Regions from separate parts of the Homo sapiens genome. Here region 1 is linked to region 2. Evidence: chromatin loops called from intact Hi-C (ENCODE). Cell type or tissue: PC-3. All regions are shown on one strand. Region 1 overlaps SLC6A18 (solute carrier family 6 member 18). Region 2 has its middle 4.4 kb from the start of CLPTM1L.

Evidence for each region. Hi-C counts contacts between places; a loop is a spot of excess contacts. Peaks named below come from ENCODE experiments on the same cell type or tissue, not always from the same donor. Only the 100,000 strongest peaks of a DNase experiment are listed, where the experiment ranks them.
Region 1: a loop joins it to region 2, with 7 times the contacts of the local background. A loop is called at or near these places in 1 of 110 quality-filtered maps.

The regions. Positions count from the first base shown.
Region 1 is chr5:1,226,312-1,230,311 of GRCh38, reverse strand. All of the region lies in intron 1 of SLC6A18 (solute carrier family 6 member 18), which reads right to left. Among named protein-coding and RNA genes, the nearest start is that of SLC6A18, 2.9 kb to the right of the region's middle. RefSeq lists an enhancer at 3,995-4,000. In PC-3, no CTCF peak of the experiment used is centred here; a DNase peak (open chromatin) is centred at 2,411; H3K4me3 peaks cover 312 bases.
Region 2 is chr5:1,347,452-1,351,451 of GRCh38, reverse strand. No RefSeq gene overlaps it. Among named protein-coding and RNA genes, the nearest start is that of CLPTM1L, 4.4 kb to the right of the region's middle. In PC-3, a CTCF peak has its summit at 1,998 (motif pointing right); no DNase peak of the experiment used is centred here.

The DNA of each region.
Region 1 (4,000 bases), 120 kb after region 2:
CAGCATACCTGCCTTTCTCAGGGCCAGGCTCCCATGTGAATGGGGGGACACCCCCAAGCCAGCCTCTCTTCCCCCACCTCCAGCCTGTACCGTGAGAGCCCCTCTTCCCCCACCTCCAGCCTGTGCTATGAGAGCCCCTCTTCCCTCCCCCACGACCAGCCTGCACTGTGAAAGCCCCTCTTCCCTCCCCTCCAGCCTGTACCGTTAGAGCCCTTCTTCGCTCCCCTCCAGCCTGTGCTGTGAGAGCCCCTTTTCCCTCCCCCACCTCCAGCCTGCACCTGAGAGCTCTTCTTCCCCCACCTCCAGCCTGCACCATGATAGCCCTTCTTCCCTCCCCTCCAGCCTGCACCGTGACAGCCCTTCTTCCCTCCCCTCCAGCCTGCACCTGAGAGCCCTTCTTCCCTTCCCTTCCCTTTAGCCTGCGCTGTGAGAGCCCCTCTCCCCTCCCCCATCTCCAGCCTGTACCGTGAGAGCCCCTCTTACCTTTCCCCTGTTCAGCCTGCACTGTGAAAACATCACTTCCCCCCACCCCCAGCCTGCACCGTGGAGGCCTTCTTCCCCCCGACCTCCAGCCTGCACCTGAGGTCTCAAGGCTGGTGTGTGACCAGCCACCCATCCCGCAGTAGTGGCTTCGTGGCCACACTCAGGCCTCAGGTGCACAGTGGCCGGGTGGAGGACAGATGTGGGTGGCGTGGGCACCACGTCGCGGTGGGCAGGGGCTCCGGGTTCCAGATATGGGATCCACTGTCCAGGGAGCACTGCAGACTCCAGGCCAGCAGGTGCCCTGGGCCCCATTGACCCTTGCTCTGTGGTGAGGGCCATTGAGCCTGGGCTGGGGCCTCAGGTGACCAGGCTGAGGTCAGTTTGTCAGAGACCACCCTGACAAGATCATCGAAGGGAAAGATTTGGGGAGAAGTGAGCTCTCTGTGACTGATTTGGGGAAGCTGAATCTGCTGTATTTAGGGGAGAGGAGATGAGAGGGTTTTCTGTGAATTGAGGGTTTCTGTGTTTAGGGGAGAGGAGATGAGAGGGTTTTCTGTGAATTGAGGGTTTCTGTGTTTAGGGGAGAGGAGATGAGAGGGTTTTCTGTGAATACGAGATCGTGGCCACAGCTGGGATCTTCACGAAACAGGAACGTCGACTCTGTGGTACAGCGGCTGCATTAAAGCCGTATGTAGACTGCCACGTGGGCATAAATGTAGATAAAAAATCAACCAGAGTGTTGTGGTTGGGGGTGGTGGCTCTGTTGGCCAACCCAAGTCCAGCACGGAGGGCACTTTCCCCGGCCTGCGTGGGCACGGGTCTCACTGGGCAGTCTTTACGTTGAATGCGCAGGAAGAGACAGTCAGTCCATGCATTTTTTCCGAATTTGAAGGAAGAAGAAGCGTTGATTCCACATGGTAAGAATGTCTACACAACTCCTTTTTGGGTGTTTGTTTTGAGACAGCATCTTTCTCTGTCATCCAGGCTGGAGTACAGTGGCACAGTCATGGCTCACTCCAGCCTCGACCTCCCAGGCTCACGCCATCCTTCCACCTCAGCCTCCTGGGTAGCCAGGGCTACAAGTAGACGCCAGCACGCCCGGCTAATTTTTATATTTTTTATGGAGACAGGGTTTTGCCATGTTGCCCAGGCTGCAGCTCCTAGTTTTAACAATTACGTGAAGTTTAGCAGTCGTTCATAAGCATGGAGGACGCAGTGGTGTCTGCCGAAGACGGGAAAGGTGGCTGTGAACGGCTGGCTGCTGTTACAATCGATCCACGCAGGATCGAGAGAAACCTGCACCCCACCACACGAGGCTGAGAGATGCAGAGGCCGCAGTGCAGCCACTGAGCAAATGCAGAGGAGAAGCAGGCTCTGCTCAGAGCAGCGGCAAAAGCCAGGGATTGCTGAGAATCAACCAGAGACACGCCCAGGGTCATGATGGAGAGACCCGCAGGAAGGCAGAAAGGAGACCGAGCCGGGAGCCGCGAGGGTGCAGACGGCAGATGGTGCTCCAGTGCCAGCCCCCACTGCCTGGGCACTGCCTCCAAGGCGTGAAGGCCGTCAAGGTGGAAACTCCCCCCGGGCAGTGTAGAAAGCAGCACAGGGCCAAGGGAGCGCCGAAGAATCTCTTCTGGAAATTGACAACCTGGTGTAAAGCTCAGAGGAAAAGTAGCAGCTGGCAAAAGTTCAAAGAATAAAAAAAAAAGGCCTTGCTCTACTACTAGGCGTCGAGACTAACGAAGAAGCCATAGTAATTAATACAGTGTCGTTTTTGGTGCAAGAATCCACAGATCTCAACAGCACCTACCAGATACAGAAGTCGGTTGAACACCGGAGGCAGGAAGTAGCGGGGAGGGGGCGCGCTTGATGAGTGACCTCACGTGTGTGGACACAGCCAGCCCAGGGCCACCAGCTTAGTCATAAAAGCTTCCTGGGTTGAAACCTTAAACCACAGCAAGTGTTAGAGTGTCCCGGGCAGCTGGCCTGAACCCATCGCTTGGCATTTACGAGTCTACGTTCCTTTGATTTAAAGACGCTGAATGTGTAATAAAGCAGCTGCCATGAAATGTCATAGGTGTGAGAAAATCACTGTAAATCTTTACCGCAACGTTTTGCTACATTCTGTTACAATGTTGCTTTACAAGTCTTAGCTTTGAAGAGAACATTTATGTAGTTGAATACTTATGAATGGGAGAGCAAATAATATTCGCCTTTGGTAGTCATGAGTATATGCAAATGTTAAAAGCTACACAGTACCTGCTTCTTAATTATATCTTGTTTTCAAAATCATCAATGAGTGATCCTCACAGCGAGACAAAGTGAAGGGCATGTTCACACACAGGGTGAGAATGCTGATGGCACGGCCCTTAGGAAGTGTGTGAGTTAAATAAACTTGGATGTTTCATGACATGCAACCCGGTGGCTTGCATCAGGAGATTGATGGTAGAGTCGTTCATGAGTGGAGCAGCCCTGAAGTCCCCGCGCAGCTGGCGGGCAGGGCTGTTCTCCCTCCTCAGCAGCACCCCAGGTGGGGGCCTCCCCAGCTTTGCCCCAGCGTGGAGCAGCTGAGTTTAAGGGAGGCTAGTGCCAGACACTTCCAGTACACTGCAGGCGCTTAGCAATGGTAACTGGGTTTCGGTGGGCAAGGCATCGGCGGGCAAGGCATCGGCGGGCAAGTCATCGGCGGGCAAGGCATCGACGGGCAAGGCGTCGGCGGGCAAGGCGTCGGCGGGCAAGGCGTCGGCGGGCAAGGGGTCGGCGGGCAAGGTGTCGGCGGGCAAGGCGTCGGCGGGCAAGGCGTTGGGCGCGTCGGCGGGCAAGGCATCGGTGGGCAAGGCATCGGTGGGCAAGGCGTCGGTGGGCAAGGCGTTGGGCAAGGCATCAGCAGGAAAGGCATCGGTGGGCAAGGCATTGGCGAACAAGGCGTTGGTGGGTAAAGCGTTGGCCGGCATTTCCAGCTCTGCGTGAAGCCTGCTGCCCCCACAACCTTGCATGCTCTGGTGACTCTTAGCAGATCGAGCCGCAGCACAGGCAGCGAGGGCCCCGGGAGCCAGGGACGCCTCTGCCCTTGGGCTTTGGTGCTTTCAGAAATGCCTTCAAAGGGACTCTCATGATGAGAAGATCCAAGGCCCAATGCACCCTCTCCAGCCCCAAAGCCCCAAAGAGACCCCAGTGCCCCGAGGGTGGCAGTGACGGGTGTTTCTTTTTGTTTTTTCCATTTGTGCGCATTTCCTGCATTTTCTGCCTGTTGAGAATCTTTTCTTAAGCAGGAGGAAAAACACTTTAAAGGAGTAACCTTATAACAAGGGATAGTTGTGCGGGGCTCTCAGGGAAGGAGCTGAGGGCCCGGGGAACAGGCTGACCAAGCAGCCCGGCCTGGCCTGAGGAGGACCCTGCGGCCTGGGAAGCCCCTGCCCGTGTTGCCTGGGGAAGACCTGGGTGTCCATGCGTGATGTTGTACGTCGGCTCCCTGAGAGCAGTGATTCATGCCTGTCCCTACATCCTGTGTCGCCAC
Region 2 (4,000 bases):
ATAGTGACTGAAAATGGGGACATCCTACCGCCTATCGACTGCCCATCAGCATCTGGGTGGCTAGCCCAGCTGTGGTGCATTCACACCAAGGAATGCCACTTGGCAATTAAAAGGAACTACTGTTATGTGGAACAATGATGAGTTTCACAAACACTGTGCCAAGTAAAAGAAGCCAGATACAAAAGACTGAGTGATTCCATCCATGTAAATTTCTAGAACAGATGCATCCACAATGACAGAAAACAGTCTGGCTGCAAAGGGGCAAGAAGGAAGTTTTGGTTTTTGTTTGGAGTCAGGGTCTGACTGTCACCCAGGCTGGAGTGCAGTGGTGAGATTGTGGCTTACTGCAGCCTCCACCTCCCAGGCTCAAGCAATCCTCTTACCTCAGCCTCCCAAGTAGCTGGGATCACAGGCATGTACCACCATGCCCAGCTAATTTCTTCTATTTTTGTAGAGATGGGGCATCACTATGTTGCCCAGGCTGGTCTTGAACTCCTGGGCTCAAGTAATCCTCTCGCCTTGACCTCCCAAAGTGCTGGGATTACAGGCATGAGCTACAGCACCTGGCTGTTTTTAAGTAATGGAAATGTTCTATATCTCCGTTGTAACAGGATTTGCATGGGTGAAGACATTTGTCAAAACTCATAGAATTGCACACTTAGAATGGGTTTTCTTTATATAAATTATTCATCAGAAAATTAAAAGGGAAAAAAGGCTAGGGGTAACAACAAAAATACCCTTTTAGATGAATATAAAATAATCCTTAGAGAACCATCGTCTCCTTATCCTTGGCAAGCATCCCCTCAGGGAGAGCTGCTGTTCTCTTTCCACCCCTCTGATGTCAGCCCCAGTTCCTGGGAGCCCAGATCCACAGCGTTGTCAGCCTAAGAGAGAGGTTCTCTAGAAGAATAGATGTTAGCTTGAGAACAGAACATTACAAGGAGAGTACACACGCCATAGTAAACCATATGCCTATTCAGGGAGGTCAAGGAAGACAAAGGTCTTTAAAGGAAAAGCGAGCAGGATCACAGTGGTTTTGAGATAATTCTCCTTGGCTACAAACATCAATAACAAAGGTCATTCCAGTCTGAGGTTGGACAGGCAATTGCTGGGCAGTTGTCCTTGCAGAAATATTTTTTGTGTAAGGGTGTGATGGCCTCTGTGCCGGGCTGTGGTTTTTGTAGTCCTTTCTGGTATCAGGCATGCAAGCATAAGTGTCCTCTCTTCGTGGCCTTCCCCACCAACTCTTTGTCAGGGCTTTCTTAACATTAGTGACTCCATTTTGATTCTGACAACTTTCACAGCATGTATTTAGAGCAGCCGCTAGGTGTTCATCCACAGAGGTGGCCGTGAGCAGTTCCTGGGATCATAACAAGAGTCCATTCTGCTTGGGGCTTACCACAAATGAAGTAAAGACAGGCCCTTGGGGAAAGGTTGGGCAGACTGAGCCCCACATGAGCGGGGCAGGAGATGGGCCCGCGCCCCAACAGAAATGTCAGGTGATCATCAGGTGATGGTCAAGCTGTTGTTAAACTGTCTAAAATAATTATTGGTTGCAGCTGGTGCCAGAGAAAGGCAGGCTCCCAATAGATAGAAAACACCTAAAGCTGATGATGAGCCACTTCCCGATAAGATCCCAGGAGTTGGCACAGGTGGGAATTGAACAATGAGAACACTTGGACACAGTGCGGGCAACATCACACACCAGGGCCTGTCGTGGGGTGGGAAGGATAGCATTAGGAGAAATACCTAATGTAAATGACGAGTTAATGGATGCAGCAAACCAACATGGCACATGCATACCTATGTAACAAACCTGCACGTTGTGTACATGTACCCTAGAACTTAAATTAAAAAATTTAAAAAAAATCTCAGGAGTTGGTGAGTGAGGTCAAGCATGCACACTACGAGGCAAAGTGGCAAAGTTTAACCAGCGTGTGACCTTCCCCTAGGAACTGGTAAGGGAAGACTGCCTCAAGAGGGCACCGCACAACTCCAGTAAGCACACTGTGCACGCGGCCCTCCCAAGTGTCGGCAGGCCACTGCGCATGCGGACAGCCCACCCCAAGGGAAGAATCAGGGGAGAAGGGACGCAGCCCCCAGAAGCATGCCAAGATATAAACCCCAAGTCAAAGGTCAAAACCGTGTACTTGCTCTCTCAAGATGCCCACCTGGCCCTCCTCCAAGTGTACTTTATTTCCTTTCGTTCCTGCTCTAACACTTTTTTAATAAACTTTCACTCTTGCTCTGAAACTTACCTCAGTCTCTGACCCTGCCTTGTGCCCCCTGGATGAATTATTTCCTCTGAGGAGGCAAAAGCTAAGTTGCTGCAGACTTATATGGATTTGCTGCTGCTGACACCAGGAGGTGGCGTTCTGGGCTCCCTGTGGCCCTGGAGAGTAGCAGCCTCCCCTCTTTCTCCAGGAGCCCACCCCCCCCACTAGGAAAGGGCAGCAGGCACTCAGCTCGTTACAGCCCATGCCATCGATACCTGTGTGTGCATGAGCCCCAGTCTCACCCAGGGCCCTAGGAATGAGCCACGGCCTCCCTCTGGCACGAACGGTTAGCCTTTGGGAAACCCTCAACAGATGCCCACATTCAACTGGCAAGATTCTCAAACACCGGCCCACAAGCCAGCACCTGGAGGGCTGCTCATGCACATGGTGGCACTTATCAATAACTTTTCAGTGATGGAAAAATCTTATCAATAACTTTTCGATGATGGAAAGATGTTCTTGGGTGGGCTAGGAAGTCCTGTAAGAGCTGTGTCCTTGCAAGAGGAGAGCCAGCAGCCAGGCACGGTGTGACACCTTGGGCCTAGATGTCCCTGCCCCTGACCTGCTAGAAAGCTGACTGGTCTGCCACAGAACGCTTCTGCTTTGCCTCCAGGAAAAGGCCTTGTTATCTGCGAACTCCCAGAGGCACCCATCGCAGGATACCCAGCTTTGCCTGAGGGCTCTTGTCCCTGCTTTCCTATAAATATCTGCACCTGGGACAGAATTTAATCCAGATCAAAACTCAGTCTGAGACTTGCTTTCCTAGAACTACAACCCCAGGGGCAGGTAGCGTGGGCAGAGACAGAGTCCCACCTCGCCCTGCCGACACAACATCTGTTGAATGAGACCAAATGTGGGTTTGTGGCCCTTCATCCATAAATCCTGCAGATGTGCCAGGCCCGGTGGCTCACGCCTGTAATCCCAGCACTTTGGGAGGCCGAGGCGGGCGGATCACAAGGTCAGGAGATCGAGACCATCCTGGCTAACACGGTGAAACCCCGTCTCTACTAAAAATACAAAAAATTAGCTGGGCGTCGTGGCGGGCGCCTGTGGTCCCAGTTACTCTGGAGGCTGAGGCACGAGAATGGCGTGAACCCAGGAGGCGGAGCTTGCAGCGAGCTGAGATCGCACCACTCCACTCCAGCCTGGGCAACAGAGCGAGACTCTGTCTCAAAAAAAAAAAAAAAAAAAAAAAAATCCTGCAGATGTTAGAATGCGCGGAAGAGAGAGAAACCCAAAGTGTGAATGAATACAGAGAGGCAGGAGATCCAACACCTTCCTCCCCAGGAAAGCCCGGGCACGAGGTCCCCGAGCTGAGCTGAGCCTGGGGGCTGGCTCCAGTCTCAGGACCGCCCACAGCCCTCACAGCAGGGTGTGTCCACATTCAGATGCCCTCCTCTCTCCCTCCATCCCCCTCCCAAGGCTGCATCGGCAGCTGTGGCCTCATAGGGAGAGGTGTGGTTTGGGGGTGATTTCCTATTTCCTTCGTGTCTGACCACTGCCCGAGGGCCTCACAAAGGAACCGAATCTTTTGGAGCCTGCATTTCCTGTCATCCTGAGTGGCCTTTGGAGTCCTCAATGTATAAGGACAGCAAGGGCCAGCTGTTCATGTTAGCTTTCTGGAACATTCCAGGCACTCCATGTACTAACAGGTTCCTTGCCAGAGGGCCCTCAAATGATGGAATTGATAAAAGCATTATAAAATGTTGATAAATTCTCTAACC